Linked DNA regions of Homo sapiens: all the other regions are linked to region 1. The links are chromatin loops, found by intact Hi-C in ENCODE. Cell type or tissue: heart right ventricle. All regions are shown on one strand. Region 1 has its middle 2.2 kb from the start of NR3C2. Region 2 overlaps NR3C2 (nuclear receptor subfamily 3 group C member 2). Region 3 overlaps ARHGAP10 (Rho GTPase activating protein 10). Region 4 overlaps NR3C2 (nuclear receptor subfamily 3 group C member 2). Region 5 overlaps LOC107986195 (a long non-coding RNA gene). Region 6 overlaps NR3C2 (nuclear receptor subfamily 3 group C member 2). Region 7 overlaps NR3C2 (nuclear receptor subfamily 3 group C member 2).

The links. Peaks named below come from ENCODE experiments on the same cell type or tissue, not always from the same donor. Only the 100,000 strongest peaks of a DNase experiment are listed, where the experiment ranks them.
Region 2: a loop joins it to region 1, with 2.9 times the contacts of the local background. A loop is called at or near these places in 16 of 110 quality-filtered maps.
Region 3: it touches region 1 in a loop (2.4-fold over the local background); 5 of 110 quality-filtered maps call a loop at or near these places.
Region 4: it touches region 1 in a loop (3-fold over the local background); 31 of 110 quality-filtered maps call a loop at or near these places.
Region 5: it touches region 1 in a loop (2.7-fold over the local background); 7 of 110 quality-filtered maps call a loop at or near these places.
Region 6: a loop joins it to region 1, with 2.6 times the contacts of the local background. A loop is called at or near these places in 16 of 110 quality-filtered maps.
Region 7: it touches region 1 in a loop (2.4-fold over the local background); 7 of 110 quality-filtered maps call a loop at or near these places.

The regions. Positions count from the first base shown.
Region 1 is chr4:148,442,588-148,446,587 of GRCh38, forward strand. It overlaps a transcript of NR3C2 not described here. Among named protein-coding and RNA genes, the nearest start is that of NR3C2, 2.2 kb to the left of the region's middle. RefSeq lists silencers at 1-24, 2,211-2,260, 3,021-3,160 and an enhancer at 1,961-2,050. In heart right ventricle, a CTCF peak has its summit at 2,229; DNase peaks (open chromatin) are centred at 44, 1,054, 2,724, 2,924 and 3 weaker places; H3K4me3 peaks cover 4,000 bases; H3K27ac peaks cover 3,817 bases.
Region 2 is chr4:148,374,106-148,378,105 of GRCh38, forward strand. The region is part of intron 2 of NR3C2 (nuclear receptor subfamily 3 group C member 2); the gene reads right to left. Among named protein-coding and RNA genes, the nearest start is that of NR3C2, 66 kb to the right of the region's middle. In heart right ventricle, no CTCF peak of the experiment used is centred here; a DNase peak (open chromatin) is centred at 2,229; H3K4me3 peaks cover 872 bases; H3K27ac peaks cover 1,184 bases.
Region 3 is chr4:147,993,490-147,997,489 of GRCh38, forward strand. The region is part of intron 18 of ARHGAP10 (Rho GTPase activating protein 10); the gene reads left to right. Among named protein-coding and RNA genes, the nearest start is that of MIR4799, 210 kb to the left of the region's middle. In heart right ventricle, no CTCF peak of the experiment used is centred here; no DNase peak of the experiment used is centred here; H3K27ac peaks cover 2,398 bases.
Region 4 is chr4:148,282,493-148,286,492 of GRCh38, forward strand. The region is part of intron 2 of NR3C2 (nuclear receptor subfamily 3 group C member 2); the gene reads right to left. Among named protein-coding and RNA genes, the nearest start is that of NR3C2, 160 kb to the right of the region's middle. In heart right ventricle, a CTCF peak has its summit at 2,226 (motif pointing right); no DNase peak of the experiment used is centred here; H3K27ac peaks cover 157 bases.
Region 5 is chr4:149,022,578-149,026,577 of GRCh38, forward strand. It overlaps LOC107986195 (a long non-coding RNA gene), which reads left to right. Exons shown (of 4, transcript XR_001741441.2): 4 at 727-4,000. Among named protein-coding and RNA genes, the nearest start is that of LINC02430, 130 kb to the right of the region's middle. In heart right ventricle, no CTCF peak of the experiment used is centred here; no DNase peak of the experiment used is centred here.
Region 6 is chr4:148,213,835-148,217,834 of GRCh38, forward strand. All of the region lies in intron 3 of NR3C2 (nuclear receptor subfamily 3 group C member 2), which reads right to left. Among named protein-coding and RNA genes, the nearest start is that of NR3C2, 230 kb to the right of the region's middle. In heart right ventricle, a CTCF peak has its summit at 1,597; no DNase peak of the experiment used is centred here; H3K4me3 peaks cover 832 bases; H3K27ac peaks cover 3,496 bases.
Region 7 is chr4:148,345,897-148,349,896 of GRCh38, forward strand. The region is part of intron 2 of NR3C2 (nuclear receptor subfamily 3 group C member 2); the gene reads right to left. Among named protein-coding and RNA genes, the nearest start is that of NR3C2, 95 kb to the right of the region's middle. In heart right ventricle, no CTCF peak of the experiment used is centred here; no DNase peak of the experiment used is centred here.

The sequences.
Region 1 (4,000 bases):
CCCGAAGAGAAGCAAGGCTCCACGCCGCACGGGTCAGGCGGGCTTCTTATTGGACAATCCAGGCTGTCAGTCACCAGGCGGGCGACATGACTGATACAAAGTTGCTGCGACACAGCCTGGACTCGGCAGCTTCCTTAAAGCCGCAGCCGCGGCGGGAGCTTGGGGTGCCGGGCGGTGGCTACATCAGGCGGCCTCCGCACGCTGCCCCCACCCCCATCGCTCGGCCGCCCCAAACTTGCTTACGTCCACCCTGCTCTCCTTCTGACCGACCCCAGGATATCTGGAGAGATGTGAAAAGTGTGCTGACGCGGAAGAAGTCGGTTTTTCCGCGAGCAAAGTGTCGTCCCCTCACGCTCTCCACCTGCAGCTCCAGGTGAGCTGCAGCCCAGACCCTGGCGCCGCCCAACAGCGTCCGCGCGCGGGGAGGACTCTGGGTGGGCTTCACCCGACCCTCGAGGTTCCTCTCCCAGCCCCTTTCCACTGTCTCCAGAGTTACCTCTCAGCAGAGCAGCAGCAGCCTTCGCTGCCAGCGAGCAAGACGATCACGTTCACTCGATTTGAATTTAGTTGTTTTAACCGTGCTGGAAAAACCCTTTAAACACAGCTTTCCTCCCATCCCTTAGACCCCTAACACCAAAAAAAAAAAAAAAAAAAAAAAAAAAAAAAAGAGAGAGAGAGAAAGATAAATGAAAGAAGTGGCAGGGTCAAGAGCTGCTCCTCTACTTCCTTATAATTTTGTCACTGTACTTACTACTTTAGTATTGGATTTTTCCACTAGTTCAATTTGAAAGCAAGCTTACCATCGAGGATATTCACGTTATAATGGGTGGAGGGGGTGGGTCACATAAGTGGGAGAAACAGACAGGAGGGGGGAAGGAACCAAACTGTTTTCTAAGGATCGGTTGTCTGCATGAAGAAATTTCGGTTTCCCTCCAACCGCCCCCTCCTCGATTCTCCTCCCGCCCACCCAAATGCTGCAGTTACTAAGCAAAAGGATGGGGTTCCTAACTTTGATTTCTAAGGACTTTTAGGCTTCTCATGTAAGGCCCCGTTTTAGGCTCCCCGCTGGCCCGGAGTCAGCATCAGTGACGTATACACCTAAATCTGGTCCCCCGGCCCTCGGCGACCCGCAGCCCGGCGGCGGCAGCTGTGCGGCCTCCCGCCTCACCCTCGCTTCGCGCCCGCCAAAGCCCGAGGCGGGGGACCGGGGGACACCCTGTGCCCAAAGGCCCCTCCTCTCCTTAACAGTTAGTTAAGCTCCGGGATTCCGGACCCCTAACCCAGGGCTGAGACTTGAACTCTCAGCCGCTCCAGTCAGGAACTCCCTGGAGATAGGGGCGACAGCGGCAGCGCCGCGAGCTGGTCCTGACCCCAGACTCTAATGCCCCTCGGTCCCCAGCTTGGAGCTGCCCCCGGCGTCCCCGCAGCCAGGAGTCCCCGCCGAGCGTCCCAACTTTCCCGCGGGGCCCACCGTCACGCGCACTCTCCCGGCCCAGCGAACTGGGCATCGATCTCACGTCGGCAGAGCGCGGGCGGCGGGCGGGAGCAAGGGGAGTCCCGGACCTAGAGCCTGGGCACGCGAGGCGGCGGCGGCTCCGCAAGCGTTGCCGAATTATTCATTATTAAAGGAATGGACGTGTCTCTTTTACTAAGTTTTTATCTCCTTTGAGGAGGGCCGGTCTTGCCCTGGATCTCAGCTTCTTGCAAAATCTAGGTTAGAACCGTGCAGGGGCAGCCGCCGCGATCACTCGCCCGCCACCCAGCACCCTTGCCCCAGGGCCGCCAGCGGGCAACTCGTCTCCTGCCCGCATCCCACCTCCGCTCGCCAACCCGCGCCCTCTGCCCTGGGCGCGCAACCTGCCTTGCCCGGGGCCGCCCCTGCGCTCTCCGGACCCCCTCTCGCCGCTGTCAGCGCAAAGTGACTGTCGCTGCACTCACCTTTTCTAGGACATGGTGGGGAGGCTGGGGCGGGGGAAGGGGAACGGCTAGACTCCCGCCGCCGCTGCTGCCGCCGCCACCAGCAAGTCCAATATTGGCTGATCGGCGGTGAGGATGGAGAGGATGATAATCCCGGCAGTGGCAGTCGCCCTGCTGACGGTGGGTAGAGCAATAGTGCTGTTACCCTACAAGAGGCGGCGAGGCAGCGGCGCCAAATCGCGCAGAGGGGGACGCGGGCACCCGCCCGCCCCCAGCGGCGGCGGCCGGGCCTCTGGCGGGCCCCTCTCCCGGGGCTGCGCGTCCGCTCGGCGTTGACAGCGGCGTCCCTGGGAGCCGGGAAGTCCGGCAGGAGGATCCCGCGCCCGCCGCTCCGCAGCGCCACTCTCCGCGCCCCCTCCCCGGGCCCTGGGTGGCCGGTGACAGCTCCGGCGGCCGAGCGCGTGTGTGAGGGGGCGGTCGCAGGGGGAGCCTGCGCCCCCCTCCCCGGGTCACGCCCTCACGAGCGGGAGGAGGCGGCACCGCGTCCGGCCACCCGCGGGTGGGAAACGGGCAGGGGCGCCGGCAGCCGCCCTCCCACTACGGCCACTGACAACCTGGAGGCCAAAGGAAAACTGAGCCCAAATGCACGCACCCCCTTCAGCCCTGCCCGCAGCCCTCCAAAGTCCGGCCCTGACCTCGCGCCCGGCTTCAGGTGCAGTTCCCACCTGCGGGGGGAGGCGAGGGCTGGGGACCTCGCGCGGGGGGCGGGAGGGAAAAGTTTTCTTTTCCTGCTCCTCGGCTGCCCACCCCGCCAGGCTGCTCCTCTCCCCGCCCCTCTCGGGCTCGCCGCGCCTCTGCCCCACCCCCGCCGTGGGGGGGCGCCGAGGAGGGAGCGGGCGTCTGTGCGCGGAGGCGTGCGGGGAGCTGGCTGGGGCGCTGCGGTCGCGACCGGTCCCCTCGCTCTGACGGCGGCTCAGACGCCCGCGGAGGCGGCTCGGCGGGGCAAGCCGAGGAAGGGGCCGAGAGCCGGGACCCCTCCTCCTCCGCTCGCGGCGCGCCGCGCGCCCCCGCGTCTCCTGGCGCGCCCCCGCGCCCTCGTGCCCGCTCGGGCAGACACCTACGCAGACGCGAAAGTGAAAGGGGGGCGACTGGGCCCGGCAGGCGGGCGGCCGGCGGCGCGCGGGCACGCGGCAGGGGACAGAGGATGGATGGGTGAACCCGGATCCCGGGATTCTCCCGCGCCCGCTGCCCCTCTGCGGAGCCTCCCCGGAGTCCCACGCCCCCACCCCGGCCACGGAGATCACCACGTCAGGAGATATGTATGCGTGTGCATGTGTGTGCGCGCGTGTTCACGCGCGTGTGCGAGGTACGCTTCTGCCCCAGACTCTTCCCCCGCACCGTTACACACACCCTTAGATGGAAGATTGGGGGTTTGGGAGGGGGGAGAAGTGTGAGTGTCACTACCAGTTAACCGGCTCCCCTGCTGTGGTCCCTTTTGACTCAGTTAAACCCCACCAACTGACCACACACACACCCCTTTTCTGGCTTAACACTCCTTTTTCTGCAGGCTCTATTGCCCCCTTCCACCCCCGCCCTTCTTTGGGTTCTTTCCCGTTTTATTCCTAAATAGCTGTGAAAGTTGCTAATCCCTTCCCACATAGACCCGTGTTAAACACCGAGGTGCCCTGTTAAAACAATCACTGCCTTTCTCCTTCCACATTCCCACTGTCCTGACAGCGAGCTTCCCATTGCCTCCATCACCTACACAGTTTTGGCACGACTCGGTTCTTAGCTGGCTCAAGGTAACAATTTGGCCTCTAGTAAAACAACCTTTTGGCTTTTCTTATTTGTAGGAAAGGCTTCTAGGTTCATATTTACTGCATTCTTAAGGTATATCTTAAGATGGTGATCAAGAAAATATTTACGTATCAGATATTTTGAAAAATAACATTCAGTGAGTTTTAAAAAGAACCATTTGGAAGTGTACTGATGTCTGCAAACTAATTTGGAAGTGCGTGCATCAAAAATAAAATGCAGCAACATTGGTGGATTGATAAAATGGACAGAAGGATGGATAGATATG
Region 2 (4,000 bases), 68 kb before region 1:
CATTTTTACTCACATTCTCTCTATGAATGATATCAAATAACAATAGCCTATCATAAAAGAAAAATGATCCTAAAATCAGTGGGAACTAAGGATACAAGAAAAATTTCCTCAAGTTATGCAACACTCTACACCTACATTCTTTGAATATAAATTAAATATTCACTACATTAGAATATCATGTTCTCATTATTCATAAATTCCAGTCTCTTAAAAAGGCAAAATAATCATAGAATTTTGTCTAGACTCTTCACATTGGAAGCAACTTCTAAGAAGGCCTAGTCCTACTCATTATTTCACAGATGAGGAAACCGGGCCCAGAAAGACTCAATATCCTCAAGGTCAGATTATTATTCAATGAAGGCCAGGGTAAGAAGCTTGCCTCTTAACTCCCAGCTTAATAACTTTATCCAGTATACAGGTGAAACTGTACATGAAAATTCTAGAGAAAATAGAAAAAATAACAATTGTTAATTATATATGTCAATGTATAAAAGAACTTCCTGGATGCTCAGACCTCAGTATAATAACCTAAATTTTCATTTGTGTAAGGGAACTGAGGCAAAGTAGCCAATATTTTACCCAAGTTTTAAAATTATTTTCAATCAGTCCAATGAAAATCCCCCTAAAATTAAAAATATATGACACTACTGAAAAATTCATCCCAGTAACTGGTAGAGCAGCTTAGTAGAAGCAGGCTCCCTATCTCTGGTTAATCACCTGTGCTTTCTGAAATCCCCCTGTATCTCCCAAAAAGACTGACACAAAATCTGATTATAAACATAACACCCTCTACTTTTCATTATATCTGAAAACAAGACAAATATCCTTGTATTTACATCTAGTGAGATTTCCTTCTTAAAAGAAAACAGATTAATGAGTGAAATGAAAAAGTAAATATGTTGTCACGTGGCTACTGTATAAAATAATTTTAATGGTCAGTGCATTGGGTAAAGACAATAAATAAAATCTTATTTTGATGTTTTGAAAAAATAATTACAATATACATTTAATTTCTACTCAGACCTAGAAGTTTCCCTGTACAAAATTCATCAATAAAACTGCAAAATCGGCTGGATGCAGTGGCTCACGCCTGTATCCTCACCACTTTGGGAGGCCGAGGTTGGCGTATCACTTGAGGTCGGTAGTTCGAAACCAGCCTGGCCAACATGGTGAAACCCCATCTCTACTAAAAATACAAAAATCAGCCAGGCGTGGTGGTGGGCACCTATAATCCCAGCTACTCGGGAGGCTGAGACAGGAGAATTGCTTGAACCCGGGAGGTGGAGGTTGCAGTGAGCTGAGATTGCACCACTGCACTCTGGCCTGGGCGACAGAGCAAGACTCTATCTCAAAGAAAGAAAAAAAAAAAAACCCTGCAAAATTTAAAGTATTTGACAAGATGGTATTTATATCAAAAATTTAAAATATATTTGACAAGATGGTATTTACATCAAAAATGTATCTACTGATTTCTGACATCTCTCTTTTTTGTGAGAGGCATGTCATTTTAATAATGCAGATCCTTGGTGTTTTGCTCGTCTATTTTAATACGCATAGCAAATAATTCTTTCAAAAAATACAAAATTTCCAAGCTTTTTCTTGAATTAAAAAAAACAGTTTCAAAAGAGACACACCCTACAGCTGAAAAGCAGAACTCCGCACCCTTCCCTGTGCCTCTTTTCAACTCAGTTGCAGCCATACAAATTCCAACACAAGGGGAAGCAAGTTACTAATGTCAAAAATAATGCAGGTGCATTAAAAATGAAATCTAAGACCAAAGTATTCTAAGATCACTATAAGTGAAACCAAGATAATATCTCTGACATTAACAAAAGAGAATTAGGAAGTCACCAATACAAAATCAATTTTTAAAGTAGAATGCTATTAACAAATATTATGAATTCAACTCAGTTCTCATCCCACTTTTCTACTTCAGTCCTTTACATTGGTCATGAAAGGACATAGCTCTTTTAAAATTTAAGAATAATAACGTTATTCTGCTTATTTTAAAAGAAATCTATTCAAGGTCAGGAGTAAGGCAAAAAAAAAAAAAAAAACCCACGACGACTGGGCATTTTAACCACAACAACTGTTTTTCTCTCTTGCCATAGATGAAACTCTTTGGTGTAGAAGGAGAAAGTAAATAAAAGGAAGGAAGAACTGTAATTCTTGAGCCTGTGCCAGTTTACAGTATTTAAAAAAAAGAATCTGCGCCACAGCTTGGCAGTTGGCCATATTTACAGTAAGCTATCTAGTGTTTTGCCCAACAGGAAGAACAAAGGGCTCAGTGTAGTGCTGCTGGTTTTGTGTGTTTCAAATATTGTAGAAAGAAAGAAGGAATGTAGCCCCACATGCAATAGACCCTTTCCTTTTTACATTTCTCTGTCCTCAGTGACTCTCAAAATATGGCCAAATGAGTCTTTAAAAGGGTAAGAGAGAGCTCCAAGAGTTTTAGCTTAAACTTTCAGTAATCATTTATTTTACTTATAAAAATGCAACCTATCTATTAATTTAGTTTTAACTTTAGAATTTCAAAAGCTTAAGCATGATGTTTGGCAGTACAGGTAGTTCTGCCGTCCAAGGGCAGCTAAACCTGAAACAAAAGCTTTAACTAAAATTTTGTTGGTAAGATTTAATACATATCCTTATGTTATTAGAAATTTTTAAAAATAGACTAAATAACAGAAAAATTATATTAGAGAGTCAATCAGTACTTTAATACAGGATATTCCTAATTTATTTTCAGTAATGAAAACTTAGTTTTATAACCAACATATTAAAATCAACAACAAAAACTCTTTTTCCTCAAAGTTATACTTTTTTTGAAATTATGCCCAAATAAAATGGAAATTAAAATTAAGTATACTAATATTTCAATTTCTTTACATATTATATCTGGGGTAACATATTTGCTTAGGTCACACTTTTTAAATCTTGACTACCAATATAAAAGACAACATATTTCTAATTTAACTTTTAGTTTTCTCACTGACATTTTATTCTGGTAGGGAAGGAAGACAAAAGAAAGGTAAATACATATGATGTATAGATTATTAGATAGTGATTGTTGCTAAAGAGAAAAAATAAACGAGGAATGAGGGGATGTGATTTGGGGCAGGAAGAAGAGTATAAAATTTTAGATAAGAGTTCAAGGAAAGTGTCTCAGGAGGTGAATGTGGCATCCACACCTGCATGGTATGAGGGCACTAGCCTGTGGCTAATGTGGAGAAGAAAACTTAATGATGGTGTTTCCTATGGAATAAACATGTCTTTTCAATTATTGTGAAGCTCTTCCCAAAAGTAGGGGACAGCAAAGAGAGTTTTATTTAAAAATAGATGCTGTCCACAAACTGAGACAAGGGATTGGCTCAGTGGCAGAGGGGGCACAGCAACTGGCAAGAATGTGAAAGAGAAAAGGTAAGGAAAAAGCAGATGAATTTGGGGGAAGCAGCAAAGCAGTAGGCAGCTGGGAAATGATGCAAAGAAAAAAGGTTTTGAGGTAGTGTCCTATATCATAGTAACAATCATCATAACAGCAGGACAGTGAACATTTGTAAAGAGTAGATAAACTCTTACAGCCTGGAAGAGGCATCTCATGGGAGCTTGAATACTAAGTAGAGGAATCACCAAGGCAATGTCAGATACTTCTGCAGTAGAGTAGTTTCCTGAGACTTTATTTCTGTTCTGTTTCCATTGTTCTGTTCCTTGCCTTTGGTGGCAGGTGGAGAAGAGATCTTCTCGGGGATATAAGCATTAGGGCCTCCCAGTTCCCGGGAGACAGCAGAACCTGAGAAAGAAATGGGTGTGTGGTACAAATGAAGACCGGGCAAGCATGGCATGGAAGCCTTAGTGTCAATGCAAAGGGTTACCCAGACTTAGATAATAGGCATGCCAGATATACAGGGAGATAAGTGTAAACTTAAAGCCAGAGGGACCTCATCAAATGTTCCACTCCGATTAATCACTGGTTCCTTCACATGAGCCATAGAGGTTGTTATAG
Region 3 (4,000 bases), 450 kb before region 1:
AGCTGCTATGTGAACAGGTACAAAAGATTAAAAAAGCATGTCATGCTTTCTAGAAGTCCAATATTTAGTGAGAAAGTCAGCTGTGCAACTGTGACACAGTAGAAACCCAGTAGCATGGTCTGGAGATCGTCTGAGTTTGGACCTACAAGGAGCCTGTCGTTTGCTTTGTTCAAAGCCAGGTTAACACCATTTCTGCAATTTAAAGACTTCGTGTACTAAGCATTTATTTGTGAGTCAACATAGTTGTGTCTTCAGAAGATTTACCTATTCCATTCACAGTAGTAGGCCTGCAGAGGATATAATGGATATAATTATGAAATACAAAACTCTTTTTCCTAAGCATTCTAGTCTGCTTGGGGGAGAGGGTAGGCATTAAAGGCTCAGTGAGGAGCTGGTGTTTCAGACATGGGCAAGCTCTAGTTCATGCAAACCGTGAATCAACAGCCAACCCTGAAAGGGTAGATAGTATTGATGTATCTGCAGTTTACAGATCAATGCAAGAAAATGAAGCTTGGAGAGCTGAAATTAACTTGCCCAAGGTCACACAGCTTGCTTTATTCATTTATAGCCTGACTTCTTCCAAAAGGGATTTCGGGCAGCTAAGCCACACAGTTAGAAAGTTCCTTGTGGTCTTTCTACTGTCCCAAGAAAAACAAGGCTGTATTTTTTTCCTTTTGAGCTTAAATGATGCATAGTGTTTCAGTCAACATTACTACATGGATGGCTTCAAGTTTAAATTGCACAAAAGTGCTTATGTATGTCTCTGTTGGAATGTGTGGGAGTAAGAAAGGAAATCCCTGTATTTGATTTCATAAAGTCATGAGCTTTATATAGTTGCTTGAGCCACACATGCCGGTGCCTGGCTGTGTGCACAAGAAAGTTCTTGTTAATCCTTGCACAGCTGGTGTGGTGTTTGTCGTCATTATTACTTATTCTTAATTACCAGAAGTGCACATGGGCTACAGATTTTAGCCTGTGCCAAAGTAAATCTCTAAAGTAGTTGGATTAATAGGTTATGGGGAAGATTTATAATCCTTTGTGAATGATACTAATTCTGTATATGTTCATATAAAGAAACAGTTGACATCAGAAACTCAAAATGTAGATCGTAATCTCAATGTTATTCTCAATATCCATCTCCTGTACTCTTTAATTTGTTGCTGAATCAACATTGCTTTATTCGTAGATTGAAAATGGAATTTATTTCTAGGCTATCCCATTCTTAGGCAATTGTCTGTCTTTCTCTGCCCCAGCAATACGTAAAAGTTGAAACATTCTCCTAGGAAAGGCTTCAAATACTTGATTTCTCTGGAATGTCATTTATGTTTAGGTGGAAATGGGGGGAAATGACCGCTAAGAGGATTAGTCATTATTTTCATCATTTAATGAAGGAATTAGATTATTTGTGCTTAATGTGCTAATAAGCACAGAGTAAGCTGTACTTATTGATGGGTCGACGTGGAAAGGTCCTCTGAGTGAGAATTGTTTCTTGTGTGTAATCGTATTATTCTGTGGTTCCCGCAGAACTGTGTTTCTAGGGCCACAGACAGATCCACAGTGTAACTTTTTTGGAAGTCTATGTGTTTTTATCCACATTCTATGTAACTTAAAACCCTTTTACTTTATTTTATTATTGAGATAGATCCAAACTGTTATAAATTGTTTTTCATTCTCCATTGCTACCCATTCTTGGCAGCCTTCCCATTCATTCCTCTAGGTCAGTGATAACCAGTTTTTATGTTTCACATCCTTTTGAGGATTTGATGAAAAATAATCCACTTTCTGAAAACATACCAGTGCGTATACACCATTCATATACGATTTAAGGGCACACAGTACCTCCAAAGTCTATGAATAGACTTGGTTAGAAACCCTGGCTCTAGGTGAAAACAGCAAGGGTGATATTAAAATACTGTAATAAAAATATGTGATCTACTTACAGTGTGGAGTGTGGGAGGAGTAGGGAAGCTTATCAAGTTAGAGCTTGCCACATGTTACCGTATATTATGTTTTCCTTATGTATTTACCAGCATTATTTCTTGTCTACTTATTATTATCTAAAACAGATATCTCAAACATGTTTTAAGATGACAGAGTAAAGACAGATTTGTCAGCCTTACAATACAGACCACCAGTAGGTTAGAAGAAAAAATAATAACCTGGTATCAGTCAGAGACAAAGGCTAGAGACCAGCAAACAAAATTTCCAAAAATTTGCATGGTCCATCTCTCTCTCTTTTTTTTTCATGACGGAGTCTTGCTCTGTCACCCAGGCTGGAATGCAGTGGCGCGATCTCTGCTCACTGCGAGCTTCGCCTCCTGGGTTCACGCCATTCTCCTGCCTCAGCCTCCCGAGTAGCTGGGACTACAGGCACCCGCCACTACGCCTGGCTAATTTTTTTGTATTTTTAGTAGAGATGGGGTTTCACCATGTCAGCCAGGATGGTCTCCATCTCCTGACCTCGTGATCCGCCTGCCTCAGCCTCCCAAAGTGCTGGGATTACAGGCATCAGCCACTGCGCCTGGTGGTCCATCTCTTTTATACTCCCAACTTGACCTTCCACAGGGGGCCTGTATGTGTGAAATACTCAAAAAGCTCTTCTTTAGAAGTAGGTGCAGGAGATGGTTTGGGCAGCTTTGGGTAAAGACTTGCAACTTCCACAAAGGTACAGTCTCCTCCTGATTGTCCTCCTCTTTTCAGAGAAAGGAGAGAATAGCTAGGATATGGCCTATGGAAACCTCTATCATAAACACCCAGAGTTAGCCATCTCCAGCAATAAACAGAAAGGCAGTCGAAAACAAAACATCAAAATGGAAACTAAATAAAAAATGAATTGCCTCAGGAGAGGAAGGTGGGAAAGATGAACCCTGAGATAGAGGGGGATGTTTTGTTTCCTACCCTCATAACTTCCAATGTGATTGTCTTAACATGACCATCTCATACTCTGTCCATCTTGTGCCTTGAGAATGCTAGGAAGTGGATGATAAACTGGCCCAGACTGGCCATCTGAGACTGAGACTCCCTGGGGGACTGAAGGACCAGAGCTTCTGTTGGAATCGTGTACAGCCCAGTCAGGGGAGTGAACACAGCTTGAAGTGTGTTAGCAAAACCACAGCAATGAGGGCAATGACCAGGCTGCATAGATGCCTGGCTGAATCCTCATCCTCCCTGTACCCATTTGTTATGGACTAAACTGTGACCCCTCCCAAAATTCATATGTTGAAGCCCTAACTTTAACCATTGTAACTGTATTTGAAGGCAGGGTCTTGAAGGAAGTAATCAGGTGAAATGAGGTCATGAAGGTGGGGTCCTAACCCTATAGGCCTGGTGTCCTTAAGAGGTACATGCACAGAGCAAAGGCCATGTTGTGAGGGAACAGGGAGAAGCAGCCATCCACAAGCCAGGGAGGGAGGCCTCAGGAGAAGCTAGCCCTGCCAGCACCATGGTCTTGGACTTGCAGCCTCCAGAAGTGTGAGAAGATAAATTTCTGTTGTTACCCTGTCTGTGGTATTCTGTCATAGCAGCCCCAGCCGACTAATAACCATTCTCTCATGTGACAGAACACTGAGCAGGCAAAACTGTAGTGCACGGAAGAATAACACAGATATCCAAAACATGGGAAGAGATTCAAGAAGTTGTCACCCCTGGTGTAGTGGTGTGAATAAAAAGTGTTAACAAAGCTGTCCACTTAAAATATTTGTGTAATTGAAATTAACTAACCAAAATACCCAGTGTGGAATCTACAAACGTATTGCAGCAGGAGGGAAAAATGTAAACTGTACATCAATAATCTATTTTGGAAGAAATAACTGATCTAAGAAAGAGAAGAAATGAACTTACTAAAATTAATCTCTATAGAACTATTCAGTAAAATGGGAATTCAAAAATAAAGTGACTAAATATGATTCTTTAAGGGAGCTTGCTGAGCTAAGACAACAGACATCCAAAACAACATTTCAAAACAAATGAACAATTTAAAAATGGAAATGAGTAGAATCAA
Region 4 (4,000 bases), 160 kb before region 1:
TGCATAAAAGTAGGGATAAAATTAGAAAAGTCAGTCTATTCCTGCAACAAACATTCATTGAACAAGTTGTGTTAGCAGAATGCAGAGAGGATAGTGACAAAGTCTCCAACGAGAAAGAGCAAGAAAACAAGGAAGAAAGTCCCAGTTAAACACAGGGTGTGTGGGAGTGGGGGAGTTGGAGGGGGTGCAGTCCCAGGGGACAAAAATATCCTGATATTGCCTAAAACTCATTTGGCAAGAGCAGACTAAAGAATTCCAAGAGTGTTGATGAGAGAAGGAAAATAAGAGTGAAGAAAACATGAGAATAGGTAAAAAGGCAGAACACCAAGGAAGGGATATAAGAGAGGGACATAAGCAAAACATGGCATCAATAGGCAGAGTGGGCCTTACTGGACTGCAAAAAAGAGGCAAAGGCTATGGCGGGAAGAATACAAGCTAAAGGACTGGTAGGGAATATGAGGAATACAAAACACAATGAAATCAGAGATGAGGTTAGAAGGAACGGGAAGGAAACAGAGCTGAGGGGGAAAAATCACATACAGCAAAACCACAAGGAAACGTTATTTAAAATAATCTGTGTGTTATAAGTGCAAACATATAGCACTTTGAAGAAGTAAACAATCAGACTAATTGGGTCATTTTAAAGATAAGCAGCAGCAATCAAAGGAATAAGATAGCTTTCATAAAAGTAAGTAAAAATGAAAACAACCTTGCCTAAGAGTGGGGTCAGGTAAGCCAATTTTAGCCATTACAGAGAACTGAATGGATCAGGAAAAACATAAGCACCATTGGTTAGTCTTAAAAATTACAACATTACAAAATTGGTGAGGTTTTTCAAAGGATCACTAAACTTTTAAATAAATGATACCCAGTTACAACCCTCAGAATTTACAGTGTTCCCTTCATGCCAAGTTTATTTTCATAAAGAACCTATTGATAAAGGAATCACAAGAGCAATGGTGACCCCAATAACTCTCAGTGTTTTTCCCATGGTGATCACCAGGCTTGCAAGTGCTTTAAAAACCCTGAAAGGCTCAAGAAATTGAAAAAATGTTAAACAACAATCATCTGAACCTGAGGTTGTTTTCAGTTGAACTTCATTTATAGTCATATATTCAGTGCCTTATCTACCCTTTTCATAGTTCAGTTGGCAAAAGGCCCTTACAATCCCTCTATTGGTTTTTAGAATATGGTAAGAAAAGTGCTAAAAATTATGCAACCTATATAATAAAAAATAACATAACTCATTACTTGGTTAATTCATAAATGCTGCTTAGGCAACAAAGAATGTAGTACATTGTACATTGATTTATATTTGATTTCACCAGTTTCTGGCAAATTATTATTTGATGTTTACCAGTGGTTGCCACAGATTCAAAAGGACATGAACTCTTTCATAACACACAGGAGACAACTGAGACTGCGAGTGATTACCAGGCTCTCCCCACCCTCGTAATGACCACTTTCAAAGTATCATATACTAATTCGATTCACTTCAGGAAAGATTTTCTTGACCTTCTACCACATACCTTGTCCCACGGGAGAGATAAGTCTATAAAGAAGAAAGAGACACTGCAACAGCAAAGGGGTGGGGGCCTAATGGAGCACGCAGGAGGTCTGGCCTGGATCTGCCTCTACCAACATGTATTCCTCTGGGTTATGTAGAGCCTTATGTATGGAACATAACTCTTTAGAGTAGAGCCTTATGTATGGAACATAACTCTTATGTATGGAATGCTCCCCCCTCTTGCTGGGGATTCAAAAATTAGAAGGCCAACCCTCTACTCTGAAGGAGTTGATAGGCTTATAAGCCTATAAATAGAGGGTTGGTCTTCTAATTTTTGAGTCTCCAGCAAAAGGGGTATCATATATTAATACTCAACACACATTTGCTGATGAAGGTGTGAATCAAAGGATAAAAGAACATGTCTGAGTGTCGATAGCTCATGACAGTGTCAAGACTAGGTACTCACGCTGTGTTCAGTAACACTAGCAATTTTACTTTTACCTATACAAATGATAGGTTTCTTTTTTTAAAACACATCAGGTAAAAGAATAAATACATTCAAGTTACTATAAAAACTCCTAATCATCCATTTTGCTGTCAAGAATCTCAGTTAGAGCCTTCTTACCAGCAAAGGAGGGTGAGAAAGGATCTATGACTTTGTATCTTGTGAGCCAAGCTTTATGTTACACTGACATGCAGAGAGATCCAATTAGTGCTTTCTGCCATCAGATGGCACACTGGCCCACAGCACTGTAATTCTACGCCACTGTCCAAATTTTCTGACCTTCAAAGAGAGACGAAGGAAATTAATATGTGTTGACCTGAGAGCACTGAGGGGCTGGGGTCTTTGCATGTATTATTTTACTCAGTCCTACAAAAAAGTCTTCTCACTATTGGTCATTGTTCTCATTTCATATACAAAAAACTCAGGCTAGTAAAAGCTAACTATAACTCCCCTCTAGTTACAGAGCAGGTACTGGCAGGGACAGACTTGAATCTAGGTTTGCTGGACTCAGAAGCCAATTCTCTTGGTATCTCTCTGGACTACAGCAACATATGGTTCACTTTCGGAGCCCACAGCTCTTGATGTGAGCTGCAGTTCTGAGGGTCCTACCCTACAACTGTCATGTGATTACACCATACTGAAAAAGTGCACTGGGGGTCTCATAAGAATATTTTCTGCCATAAGAGGAAAGTTATTTACCCCTTGTTGCAGCCTTTATCATGGACATGAAAATGCTAAAAAATATTTAGGGTCTTCTAATCAGTAACTTCTATTGTGAAAGACAGGAAAAACTGGCTCTTTCCCAAACGATGTTGCTGGAGTTGTATAAATTCTACTGGCATCAACAAGAGAAGCAACAAACTGGTTTATAGAAAAGTCCAGAAAATATACTTCTCCTTTTGAAATTTAAAAACTTCCTCCAGGCCGGACGTGGTGGCTCTTGCCTGTAATCCCAGCACTTTGGGAGGCTGAGGCGGGCAGATCACGAGGTCAAGAGATTGAGATCATCCTGGCCAACATGGTGAAACCCCATCTCTACTAAAAACACAAAAATTATTTGGGCGTGGTGACGTGCGCCTGTAGTCCCAGCTACTCAGGAGGCTAAGGCAGGAGAATCGCTTGAACCCAGGAGGCAGAGGTTGCAGTGAGCCAAAATTGTGCCACTGACCTCCAGCCTGGTGACAGAGTGAGACTCTGTCTCAAAAAAAACAAAAACAAACAAACAAAAAAAACTTCCTCCATTGGCACACAATGCAACTGCTTCCCTGTCTTGTACATGTGGAGATGTGATAAAGTAACTTCAGTGACAGTCAAATGTACTGTTACCTTAAAAAGTGCGATGCTTTCTTGCATAATTCCTATCAATGTTCTATTTCACATATGTGATACATTATAAAATACATTTATCTTTCACAGAATTCATTCTAGAGGGAAAATATTAACATGTTAGTTTTATTCAAAGAATGATTTTGCAATATGTGTTTAAAAAGACAATTAAAAACAAATGAAATTTTATACATCATTTGTTTTGTAATTAACATATGACTAGAACAGTCTGGAAGCAATGTATTAAATAGAAATAGTTGAAAAATGTTTGCTTTATCTAAAGTGATATTGCAGGACAAGCCTGGGTGTGTGGCACAAATCATTTTGTTATATAAACTTCTCTGGCAGTTACAGGAATATAATTTTCTGGGGATATGCTAAACCAAGCCCACTGATAAGAGTAACAGACCAAAGGAAACACTGTAAAAACCCAGCTGTGTTATTCAACTTAGCTTTAAGCCAGTCTCTGCTGTCTTTTGTAGGACTTTATTTAATTGCTTCTGACTGTATAGGCTAGTAAAAATCAGGCTGTACAGAATTGAAAAAAAAATCTGATTAAATGGATCAGTTGTTTAGAGTCTACAGCAATCAAAATTCCCTGTGATTCACTTCTACAAATAATTACATGGATCTTCACAATAACCATATGGTCACTGCAAAAA
Region 5 (4,000 bases), 580 kb after region 1:
CTGCCATCCCTAGAAACGTCTAGAGAAACAGTGGACTGAAGAGTTTGGGATATCTCTTCCAAAGTTAAAAAAAACAGTTGCTGTGTCTTACATTTCCTACCACTAAAAAAGGGGACATACCTAGAGGGGGATTTTGGAGACATCAAATATCTCATTTGGGTGTGCTTCTTACATTCATTTATCAAATAACTTCGAAAGGATGCCAGCTTTCTGTGTAGATCCTAGCACAAGAGACGTCTCTGCAACAGGTCCAGGCTGATGTGCAAGCTGCTGTACCACTTGGGCCCTAGGACCTAGCAGATCTTATGGTGCTTGAAGTGTCCATGGGCAATGGGATGATGTTAACAGCCCATAGCATGCATTTATAGGTAAATAACTGTGGAGACTCTTATCATTTTGCAATAAGGCTATACCATCTTCTGCAGATATCAATTCTTGTTTTAAGAAATAGTTTCTGGTCTGTTACTGGGAACTAGTAAAGATTAAATGCTAGACCATTAGTCATCAATTTTCTGTGCCACCTGAGGTACCCAACATGAAGTAGGTGTTGTCTTACCAAACCATGAAGTTGGGTATGCACAGCAACATCCCCTCATCAAATGGAAATGGTTAATATAAGATCCAGCCTGCACAGGTCATGAAGGCACAGGTAAGTTTCGTAAGCAAGTTGTACAAAAGCTCATGGTTCATACACCTTTTACATGGCCTCCTCTTTCTCAACTGCAGGTGTGGCCTCTTTGAGAGTTCCCTTTGATCATCGTTGAACAAGAAAATATTTGGGTCTGGTTTACCAAAGGACCTACAAGATTTTCTGGCACCACCATTCCCTGGAGGGGTCAGCCAGCTACATGTTGGCAGGATGATGGCACTGGACTATTTCCATCGTGGAAGGGGCAGCATTTTGTCCTCACTGGAACAGACACTTGGTTAGAATATGAATATGCTTTCACTGTACATATTTGTTCTGCTAAAACCACCAACTGTATATGCCTTATTCACTGTTATGATATTCCACGTAGCATTACTTCTGACCAAGGAACTCATCTCACAGCTAATGAAGTGTGGATAAGGAAGGGACTTTTGAAGATTTTGTTATGTTCCCAAGTGGGGGACATCATCTTATAGGGCTGGTGTAGTGTCCTATGGATGTAGTACATATCCCAAATCAGCAACCAAAGTATAGTGCTGTTTCTCCCATAACATGATCAAGGAATGGGAATGAGATCAGCTGCTCTTAGTTTACCCTTTGTGATCCACTAACAGTATTTTTGCTTCTAGTCCTGGTGACTTTGGGCTCTGCTGCTTTAGGGCATTTTACTTTTCCAGAAGAATAATGCTTCTGCCAGGAAACACAGTAACACTCCTGTTAAATTGGAAGTCGAGACTGCTCCCTGAGAACTGTGATGCCAGTAAATCAGCATGCAAATAAGTGGCTACTGGATTGGCTGAAGTGTTTGATGCTGACTATCAAGGGGGGAAACTGGGTTTCCAGCATAGAGTGGGCACGGGAGTAGGTGCTTTCTGGAATACCCTGGTCACCTTGGGTACTGCTTTTTATTCCCTTATCCTGTGGCAAAAGTTAATATAAAACCATGGTAGCCCAATAAAGACAGGACTTCTCATGGCTGACACTTTAGGAATGGAGTTTTAATCACTCCACCAGGCATGGGATCACAGCAAGGTGAGGTGCTTGCTGAGGGCAAGGGAAATATGAAGTGGGCAGTGCAAGAAGGAAGTCATCAATACAAGCTATGACCATATGGCCAATAGCAGAAATGAGGACTTAATATTTATGAGTATTTCTTTCTTAATTTTATTTACAGGCATGCTTCACTTAACGAGAGGGATATAGTCTAAGAATTGTATCATTAGGCAATTTTGTCATCATACTTACATCTTGGAGTGTACTTACACAAACCTAGATGGTATAGCCTACTACACATCTAGGCTGTATGGCAGAACCCATTTCTCCTAGGCTGTAAACCTGCACAGCATGTTACCATACTGAGTACTGTAGGCAATTGAAGCACAATGGTGAGGATTTGTGCATCTAAGCTTATCTAAACATAGAAAAGGGACAGTAAAAATTACAGTATAAAAGATGAAGAATGGTACATGTGCAAAGGGCACTCACCATGAATGGAGCTTGCGGGACTGGAAGTTGCTCTTGGTGAGTCAGTGAGTGAGCGGTGGATGAATGTGAAGGCCTAGGACATGACTATACAGTACTGTAGACTCTATAAACATGGTACACTTAGGCTACAATAGATTTACTTCAAAAAAATCTTTCTTCAATAAGAAATTAGCTTACTGTAGCTTATTTTTAGTTTATGAGCTTTTAAATTTTTAACTTTTTTACTCTTTTGTAATAACAATTACCTTAAACACATTGGATAGCTGTACAAGAATATCTTCTTTTTAATTTGCATTTAAAAGCTTTTATCTCTTTTTAATTTTTATTTTACTTTTTAAATGTTTCGTTAAAAATGAAGACACAAATACACACATTAGTTTAGGCCTGCACAAAATCAGGATCATCAAGAAATCACTGGCAATAGGAATTTTTTGGCTTCATTATATTCTCATGGGACCATCATCGTAGACTGAAACATCGTTACAAGGTGCATGACTGTATATGTGTGTATGTGTAAAAATTACTTAGTACCCCTCTTCTATTTTTCTATAATCCAATATAAGGCATGTTAATAGTGGTTAATGTCATAGTTCAATATTTAAGTTACAGAATATCAGCGGGAGAGTGTGACTATAAGGCTGTTTCATAGAGAAAGTGTCTTTTTGGTTGTACAAATTGTAGTTGCATCATGTTCTAACATGTTTACCTGGAAGTTAAATATGCTTAAAAGAAGTTTGTAAGGGTACCAAGTTGACAAGGAGTGGGCTGTCATATTTTCTTCTTTTGCTCAGTGTCAAATTAACTGAGCTAGAAATACATTTCTGAGAATGCCCTTCCTTCTATGGCTCCTGATTAAAATTGGCCACAAGAGAAATTTGCACAAGTTTTGCAAGGTAAAAGTAAAGCAGCAGCCATTACACCTTGAAGGATGATGTAGGGTTCCAGGCATCCCTGAAGTTCATGCACATCGTCATGGAGCTGCTCAGCCAGTCCTGTGCCAAGGTGAGCTAGCAACTGAGCTTGTAGCCAGTAACTGGGTTTGTAGCTGTCTCAACTCCCATTGGATCTCATCCTTCAGCCCTTCCATGTCCTGTACTAGGCACATTTGCAGGTCTGTGGGAAAGGGCACCAGCTTTTTCTGTGTGTCACCCATCCATGTCATCAAGGTTTGAGGTGGTGAGACAGGCATGGGTTCCACTTTTTCCTTGCAGATTCCAGTTGGTCCTTGATATATGCTAGTTCATGTCCAGCATTTTTTCTTGACTGGCAGCCCTGATGACCTACAACAGCATCAAAACCATAAACCGATGTAGCAGCAACAGCTTTCCATAGACTTTTTCAGTCTCAAAAATTATGCGTCATCTAGCTCCTATAACAAACCTGTACTTCCATATCACTCATAATGGTTCTGCTTTCTGAGTTCTAAGTGATATAGTAACTGAGGACATAATGATCTCTTTTTAGGAAAAATTACAGTGTATACAACCATTATTAAGAGTCATTTTTAATTTATAATAATTGTTGCTTTAAGCAAGGTCTCCTAAGTTTATGTGTTCCTTATGACCTCAGCAGGAGATAATTTTTGTTTTTGTTTCAAATGCTTACAGTTTCGCTTAAGGATCTTTCTTTAGTGTTTTAATAGAATCATCATTCTCAGGATACTGTAGTATCTTCCTTATAGTTTAAATGGAGCAAAAAATAAACAAACGAGGTTTTAATTAACGAATGTGCTAGTAGATATTCTATATTTACACACACTAGTTTCAGTTCTATCTTGAGTATGAGTTTGTGTGTGTAAAAAAGATAAAGAGAGAGAAAATAATCTCTGTAATAAAAAACAGAGAATGGGGGAAAAACCAGAAATTT
Region 6 (4,000 bases), 230 kb before region 1:
TATGGAATACTTTACAACTTACATAGTCCCCTTTTTCTTGAGCTCCAAAAGGCAGGGAAAAATGGTGCAAATGGTTCTCCTTGAAGCTTGAATATTAAATACTAACTTGAATTATTGAAAAGAAAGTTTCACTTCTTATGGAAGAAAATACAGGGGTTTTCATTCTAACTAGGACTTACCCCAGGTCACAGAGGTAATGGAGAGATGTCAGACTTTAAATCAGAAGACCTGGGGTTGAAATCAAATTCATCTGCTCACTAGCTATGACTTGGTGCAAGTTACTTTACTTCTTAGGGGTCTATTTCCACTTCTGTGCAATTGTAAAAGTATAGTCTACCTAGCTAGATTATTGAGAAGTGCAGAAGAAACATTTTCAGATGCCAAGGGCAGTGCTTAGCAGAATAGGTTGCTAAATAACTTAGCTATTAATATTGATTCTAAAGTTGGGCCTTAAGCTAAGAAAGATCTCCTGTTTGTCAGTCTACATACCATATTGTCTAGGCAGTTTTTATTGGTGTTTTTGAAGAGTTTTTTTTTTTAAAAAGGAAAACAGAGTAATACAACAACTATGTTATATACCCACTTTCCACAATTTGGGTTGTCTTTTCAACCTAAAAACAAAAATAAAAATTTTCCAAATCATGATCTAGGTCCCCATGAATGCATTTGGCTCCATGACCATTTAGCCATTCAGATGGACAACTGAAAATTACCTATAACTAAGAAAACAGGGAAGAGAAGACTGCTCCTGAGAAGCTACCTGAGCCGCATCTAGGAAATGTGGGATCCAGCATCTTGCCACAGAGCTGAGCCATGAGATGATGAAATGAGTGAGGCAGCAGGAGCCTGCACGCCCTGGCTCAAGGAAAGAGCAGCTGCTACAGCTGCTGCTCAGGGCTTGCCAATGGCTGGCATGCTGGAATGCAGGCTCCGTGTTGCCAGACCTTTCACTACTTCAGGAGAGGCTGGACGTCGAGAGTTTATATGAAATCTCCCCATTTTTAAATATTGGCAAATAATTAAAAACGTTAAAAAAATTATGCAGGCCAAACAAAACATCTTGGCTGGCTTGATTTCAATCTGGAGAAATCAGATTAAGAGCCTTGAAAGGACAAGAGCACCCAGGCATGCAGCCTGGGGCTGCGTGCAGCCTTCAACAAGGGGATGGGGGCCTGGGTAAGGAGTACATTCTCCACCGAAGCCCTACTGGGCAGGATTCTAGCCTTCTATTTCCCTCCGTGTTTGGATTCTTATCTTTATGCCTAAGCATGAAAAACAAATCCTGGAAGCTGGCATTCGGATAAATAACACAAAGTCTGTTCGGGGTATGAAAAGGGAAAACAAGGCATCCAGAATACAGGCATGTCCCTGAATGGTGTTACCCTTATGTCCTTGGGATTCACAGCTAGATGCCTCTGGTGTTTCATAAAGTATCAGGAAAAAAACATTAAAATTGACACTCAGTTCTCTGGAAAACTATTCTAGTTCACTAAACTGCAATGTTATTAAATGCCCTTGAGGCGTTTATCCATGAACTGCTGCTGCATGCTGGTGGTGACTGCTGGGCAAGCTAACAGAAGCTGATCCGGGCTTTCCTTATGAGGAAGCAAATGCTGAGGATAAACAGTATGGAGAGCTGTGGATAAACAGTATGGAGAAGGTGGAGGTAATTCATTAAACTGCATCACAGCAATGCCACACGTGACCAAGGATATGCATTTGTAACACTGAGGTTAAAATAGCTATTGAATTTATGTGCCCTTCAACATACCCTGGAAAGTAACACTGGCACCAAAAACATGAGAACATCAAGTGAAAAGTCTTCCTCATTCTTTTGTCCATTTGAGAAAGGTGACAATTAACCTGTTAGGCTCTGAACACTGCAAAGATCTAGGAGATCTCCAAAGGGGTTAAATAGTAAATATTTTAGGCTTTTTGAGGCATAGTTTTTTTTTTTTTTTTTGAGATGGAGTCTTGTTCTGTCGCCCAGGCCATAGTGCAGTGGCTCGATCTCAGCTCACTGCAAGCCCTGCCTCCTGGGTTCAACCAATTCCCCTGCCTCAGCCTCCTGAGTAGCTGGGACTATAGGCGCCCACCACCACGCCTAGCTATTTTTTTTGTGTGTGTGTGTTTTTAGTAGAGATGGGATTTCACTGCATTAGCCAGGATGGTCGTGATCTCCTGACCTTGTGATTCAACCGCCTTGGCCTCCCAAAGTGTGAGACATAGTTTCTGTCACAACTACTCAACTATGTCATTATAATGGGAAAGCAACCATAGATGATATATAAATGAATGAGTATGGCTCTGTTCCAATAAAACTTTATTTATTAACACTGAAATGTGGATTTCATGTATTTTAACATATCACAAAATATTTTTGACTCCCCACCACCCCCCCAACCATTTAGTTCCCAGTACAAAAATAGTCAGGGGGCCAGATCTGGTCCCTGATCTAGGATAATGACCAAAGAAGAAATAGCATTTCCTGGTCAACTGCCGAAGTCAAAAGTGTGCTTAAGCACTTTATTGGATCATTTAACTAAGATAACAATCCCATGAAACAGTCTTAGCATCTCCATTTTACGTATGAGAACACTGAGGCTGGGAGCAGTGAAGTAACTTGCCTAAGTGTTTGCCGAGAGTAAATGAAAGAGCCAAGATTTGAGCCCAAGCAGACAGGCTCTGGCACCCTTGCTACACTCTGAGGGCCACATGTGCATATAGCAGTTCTTAGCCTTGGCTGGGTATCAGAACCTTACTGGAAACTTTTCAAAATACTTTCAATTTATTAAATCCTTTCAATTTATTAAATCAGACATGGTACCCAGGCATCTTTATACTTAAAAAAGACATTTCCCACAAATGTTTCTGGAGAACAGTTGGGACCTACTATATGCCCAGATCTTTGCTTTGTTGACTAAGTAGTATCAGACATGGTCCTACTGATAAACAACTTATTTATCTTGAATGTCAAATCACCCTGCTATCTGAACATGTTACCTAGCTCATGATCACAACCAGAGGTACGGTCTCCAAAGGTATCAAATTACAGATCAGACCCACAAGCAGCTAAGTCTTAGATGGTGGCCAAAGTCTTTTTTACCAAAGCCACATTTGCTGAAAGCCACCACCACAGAGCTGGGGATAAGCCAAACGTGAACTGAAACTGAAAGTTAAATTATATCAAGAGCAAAAAGTGGCAAGACAGCTAGTAAAGACAATACAAATGACACTTAAGAACTTTATATAGTATGTTTTAACAGAATAAGCATAGATAAACCAACCTGACTTGTGGCAAAGCACTTATTTGCATGACTGCAATGGGTTCCCCGTGGTCAGAGTTCCCCGCTACAGCTCTGGAAAGTATTTAAGTCTCTGGCTGGGAGAAAACTCACCATATGAAGCTTCTGTTGACCTCCCTTGCCAGACCTAACCTAGTGGAAACCACACAGGAAGGCAATCTGTCCAGAGAACTATGCTTCCATTTCAGAATACGAATACAGAAAACTCTTAGGACATGCACAGGAAAAATCTCTCATTTCCCACAGATCCCCACCTGGTACTTACACCTCAGAGATTTTCAGCCTTGGGACAGGGCCAGTCATACCTTCCTGAACTTCCCTAAGAGGCTACTTGTGCAATGGAGTCTTTGGAACTCACTGGAATGACATGACTGTCCTATTTAATTAAGTCTTCCCAAAACAGATCCACTCTGCTATTGTAGTCTCATCCTACCAATGGAGGTCCTTCCTCTTTCCATCTTTTCTTTTTGCTGACCTATGCTGGTTTGCCCCTGCTGTCTTTTGACCCCAGTTGATGTTTCTCTCCTCTTATCCATTTACATTTTTCTAACACCAAATGTGGATCCAGAATAGTGAATTCTGCGAAAAAGAATAGTCTAAAGTTTTCCACCCTCTGACTGGGCTTGAGTATTTGCTGTAAATCAAGTACTCAAAAAGCCTAGAGCTATAAACTGAGAAGACAAGGAGAAGAACTC
Region 7 (4,000 bases), 97 kb before region 1:
ACACAAGGCTTTACAAATGATGAGAGCTATGGAGGATGTGAGGAGACCGATCTAGGCCAAGGGCAGTGAAAGACTTCTCTACCAAAACCATCTGAGGGACAAAATGAATGTTGCTACATAAGAGGAGAGGGCAGAATGCTCCAGGCAGACAATAGTGAGAGTGAGAAGTGAAGGAAAGCAAAGATAGCTGAAATGGAGAGAGGGGAGGGTGAAGCCCAGAAAGGCAGGCAGGGAAATGACCCTTGATGGATACAATAAGGCATGTTTGCACTTTATACTAAGGCAATGGAAACTATGAAAATATCTTGGGGAGACTATTAGAACAATGCAGGAATTGTGAGCAACATTGTGTTATGGCAAGAATGAAGGCAGAAAGAGCAGTTAGGAGGCTATCAACATAGCCCAGATAGAAAACGGTGGTGACATGGTCCATGGAACTGGCAATGATGGGGAACAGCGAACAGATCCTTTGTAGATGAAGGCATCTTTCATGGGATGCAAACACTGGAGGATGAGCAGGCTGGGCGAAGGAAGAGAAGAGGATATGCTTAGCTGTAGACAGGCCGAGTCTGAAGTGCTTCCTAGGAAACTGGATCATGGGTTTAGAGCCCAGTGAAAGTTATGGACTAAAGACAAATACTTGGTATTTGTGAGCCTCAGGCATACAGGTTCCCACTGTGGTAGCCACTAGCCACATGTTGTCTATGGTGCACCTGGGATACAGCTAGGGCAAAGTGAAATGTACTATAAATAAGATACATGCTACATTTCCAAGACAGTATGAAAAGGGAATGTAAGATCTCAATTTTTATACTGATATGTTGAAATAATATTTTGATATACCAGGCTAAACAAATTATAGAAATTAATTTCTTCAGTTTTTCACTTTTGTAGTGTGGCTACTAGAAAACTTACAATTACATGTCAAGTTGCATTATGACTCACATTCTATTTCTATGGGGCAGCACTGATACAGATAGTAACTGAAGTTTGGAAGAGTAAAAAGAAGCACTAATGAGAGTTTGTCTCTGATAGAATTGTGGGGTTCAACACATGGAGTGGTATGACGAGGAAGAGCTGAAAACATGGAATAAGCCGATAAAGCCAGACAATGTGGTACAGTGGAAGGCAAGAAGGCTCTGAGCAACCAGGAAGTAGACCTAAGGGTCAAATTCTGCTGTGAAGCCACGTAAGAAAAGCACTGCAAAGGATATTTAAGCTAGAACACAGGTAGAAGAACAAATGGCTTCTGAAACAGGAATAAGTGAAAAATAACTATATTACTGTAATTTAATTTTCCTGCATTTTATGTATATTTTTGTATAAATTTCCAACTTTTTGTTGCATCACCTTCCAACTGGCATGTATTTTAAATCAGCGTTTTTCACCTTTCCTTAACCCACCCATGCTTCTTGCCAACCACCCAGAAATGTTCCTCCAGTATTATTTGAAATATCAAATAGATACCATGTCTGAAAACAAATTAAAGAATAGAAAAAGTGAATACTCTATCTTCAACCGACATCTCCTTTCACCCCTTCTATTGGGTCACGTTCGCTTACCACTATAGAATCTTGGATTAGATAATCCCTACAATTCTTCAAATTCTAAAATTATGTATGTCTAGTATTAATTTCCCCATAATTCTTCATTCCATACCCAATAAAATCAGTGTTCTCTCAAGATACGCTGGCCTCAGTAAATGCACCAGTGGGAATAAACATTTGCACACTGTTTCCCTACTAACTTTCCCAAAGCGTTTATTCAACAAATGTTTACTGAGTACCTACGCATGCCCCGATGGGGCTACAGCAGTGAACAAACCAAATTTCTTGCACTCTTTGAGCTTACAACCTCATGACACAAAAATAAATACCATTCCTTCATAGTAATAATAATAATAACCAGCCAACCACCACTGCACCACTGTAGCAGCGGTGGTTTATATGGCTTACAATTTCCAATCACTACATCCTTAAGCACTTCACACCAATTACTTCATTTGAAGCTCACAACAAACTCATGAGTTACAATAGGCCACCCCTGTTTGCCTATTTTACAGATGAAAAAATCAAGGCAAAGAAAGAGAATACAGCTTCTAAAGACCTTGATCAGGATTATAAATTATCCCAGCACCATGCACTTCTCCTTTACATTACTTCCCACCCCAGGTGTTTCTGAAGAGAAGAGGAATGGACACTCTCGGTTGGTGTCTCTCTCTCCTTCCCTCTGGAGAATTTGAGAGACTGGAGCATGCAATGCTCATCTCAGAGCAGCCCGGTCTCAAGTCACACTCTGTTTTGGTAAGTCTAAATCACTTGGTTGGGGATTTAAGTTACATTCCCCCACCAGCCCTATCAGCCACAAACATGATGTTACAATATGCTCTGTCCTCCCAGAGCAGCACTTACCATGGTGGTAATTTACACTATGTGATTTATGTCCAATTCACCTACTATTCTGTACATTCTATGAAGGCAAGGATTGTATCTGTTTTTTATATCTCCAGCACTTAGAAACTATCTAGAGCATAGGACGTGCTCAGAAAATATTAGTAGAATAAATGAAAGTCAGCTTTCCAAATTCACGAAATTTATTCATGTACCTGCCCAAACTCTTATTTTTACCATCCAAAGAGAAATCTTATTCTTCTCTGCCTTTTTGTATAGCATGAGATAAATGTAATTACACCTTCCCAGGGTCATCATTATGAACTCCAATTTTTGTACTTGGTTGTAAACACAGAGGTGTCATTGGGGAGCTAATGAGGTTTATAGGATCCTTTGCCTGGATAACAGATAGCTCTCTAATTGCTGTGCTAAGTGCTTATGTCTACTTGTAAGGGTTTTAATATCCTATTCTACCACTTTCAGTATGTATGGTCTCAGCTTTTAATTTGCTCCTTCTAATATACAATAATCCAAGAAACCTGTTACTTGTTTATTGGCTTTATCAAAAGGGCCTTACTGCAGACATTTTCTTCTACCTATTTTAACTGCTTGAATGACTCTCCTCCCTTCTTCCGACTTTTCAACCATATTCAAGTGTTAAGGTTACCTTAAGTGTTACTCTATTTTTGCTGCAAATTAGTATTACCAAGCACAAGGAAAATAGCTCTAGAAAGAAGAGTAAAATAACTCAAGAAAGAAAATGAAACGATCATTAGACAGTTTTTTCATTATTTGCTGAATTACTCAATTAATTTACCCATTTGTTTCATAGCAGTGGCAACAACATCACAGGCCTGAAGCAGATCCTTCCTTACCATTAACCCAGAACCTGACACAGATAAAACAATGGTTTCACATACTCTGTCACCTCTTGTTGAAAATTCCAGTACAAACGACGCAAAATGAGTCTTCACATTTCTGGTATTAAAAGCATCCTGTGTCACAAGAGTCCCTTTTTGTCAATGATCTTTTTATTTGGCTGACTCTCTATTTTTTTTTTCTAGTTTCATTATGTCTCTTGTACTATAACCTGGGTCTGAAATGAAGCACTTCTCCAGGGACAACTCATAATTTTGCCTGTTGGAAATGCTGTCAAGGTCAGTTAGAAAACAAACCTAAAAGAAAAGAAATTGTACTCAGAGAAAGAAGGACTTATAACCTTCTGCAGGGTAGCCCCATAAAGGTTCCTACAAAATAGATGACAAATACCTACAAAGACACTTCCTGGACTGACGACTAAGCAAACCTTCTTAAATGAGAATTCTCTCCTTTCTGCAAAGGTTCTGGTGGTGGCTTGGGGAAAAAAAAATTCATAATAACTACTTTCCTTAGTGTTTATAACACATTTGATGTTTTGTTGTTGATGTTAATGTATGACAAACAGTATCACAGTTAATTTCATGACTTCCATTTCCCATTAGACAATTTTTTCATTACTTGCTAAATTTCTTTGAGTCTCCAGAAAAGTGTAAAAGAAAGGTTTATGGTCTATATTGTTGGTATCAAATAACACTACAGTTTACCGCTCCCAAGGTAATGTTATAAGGCTG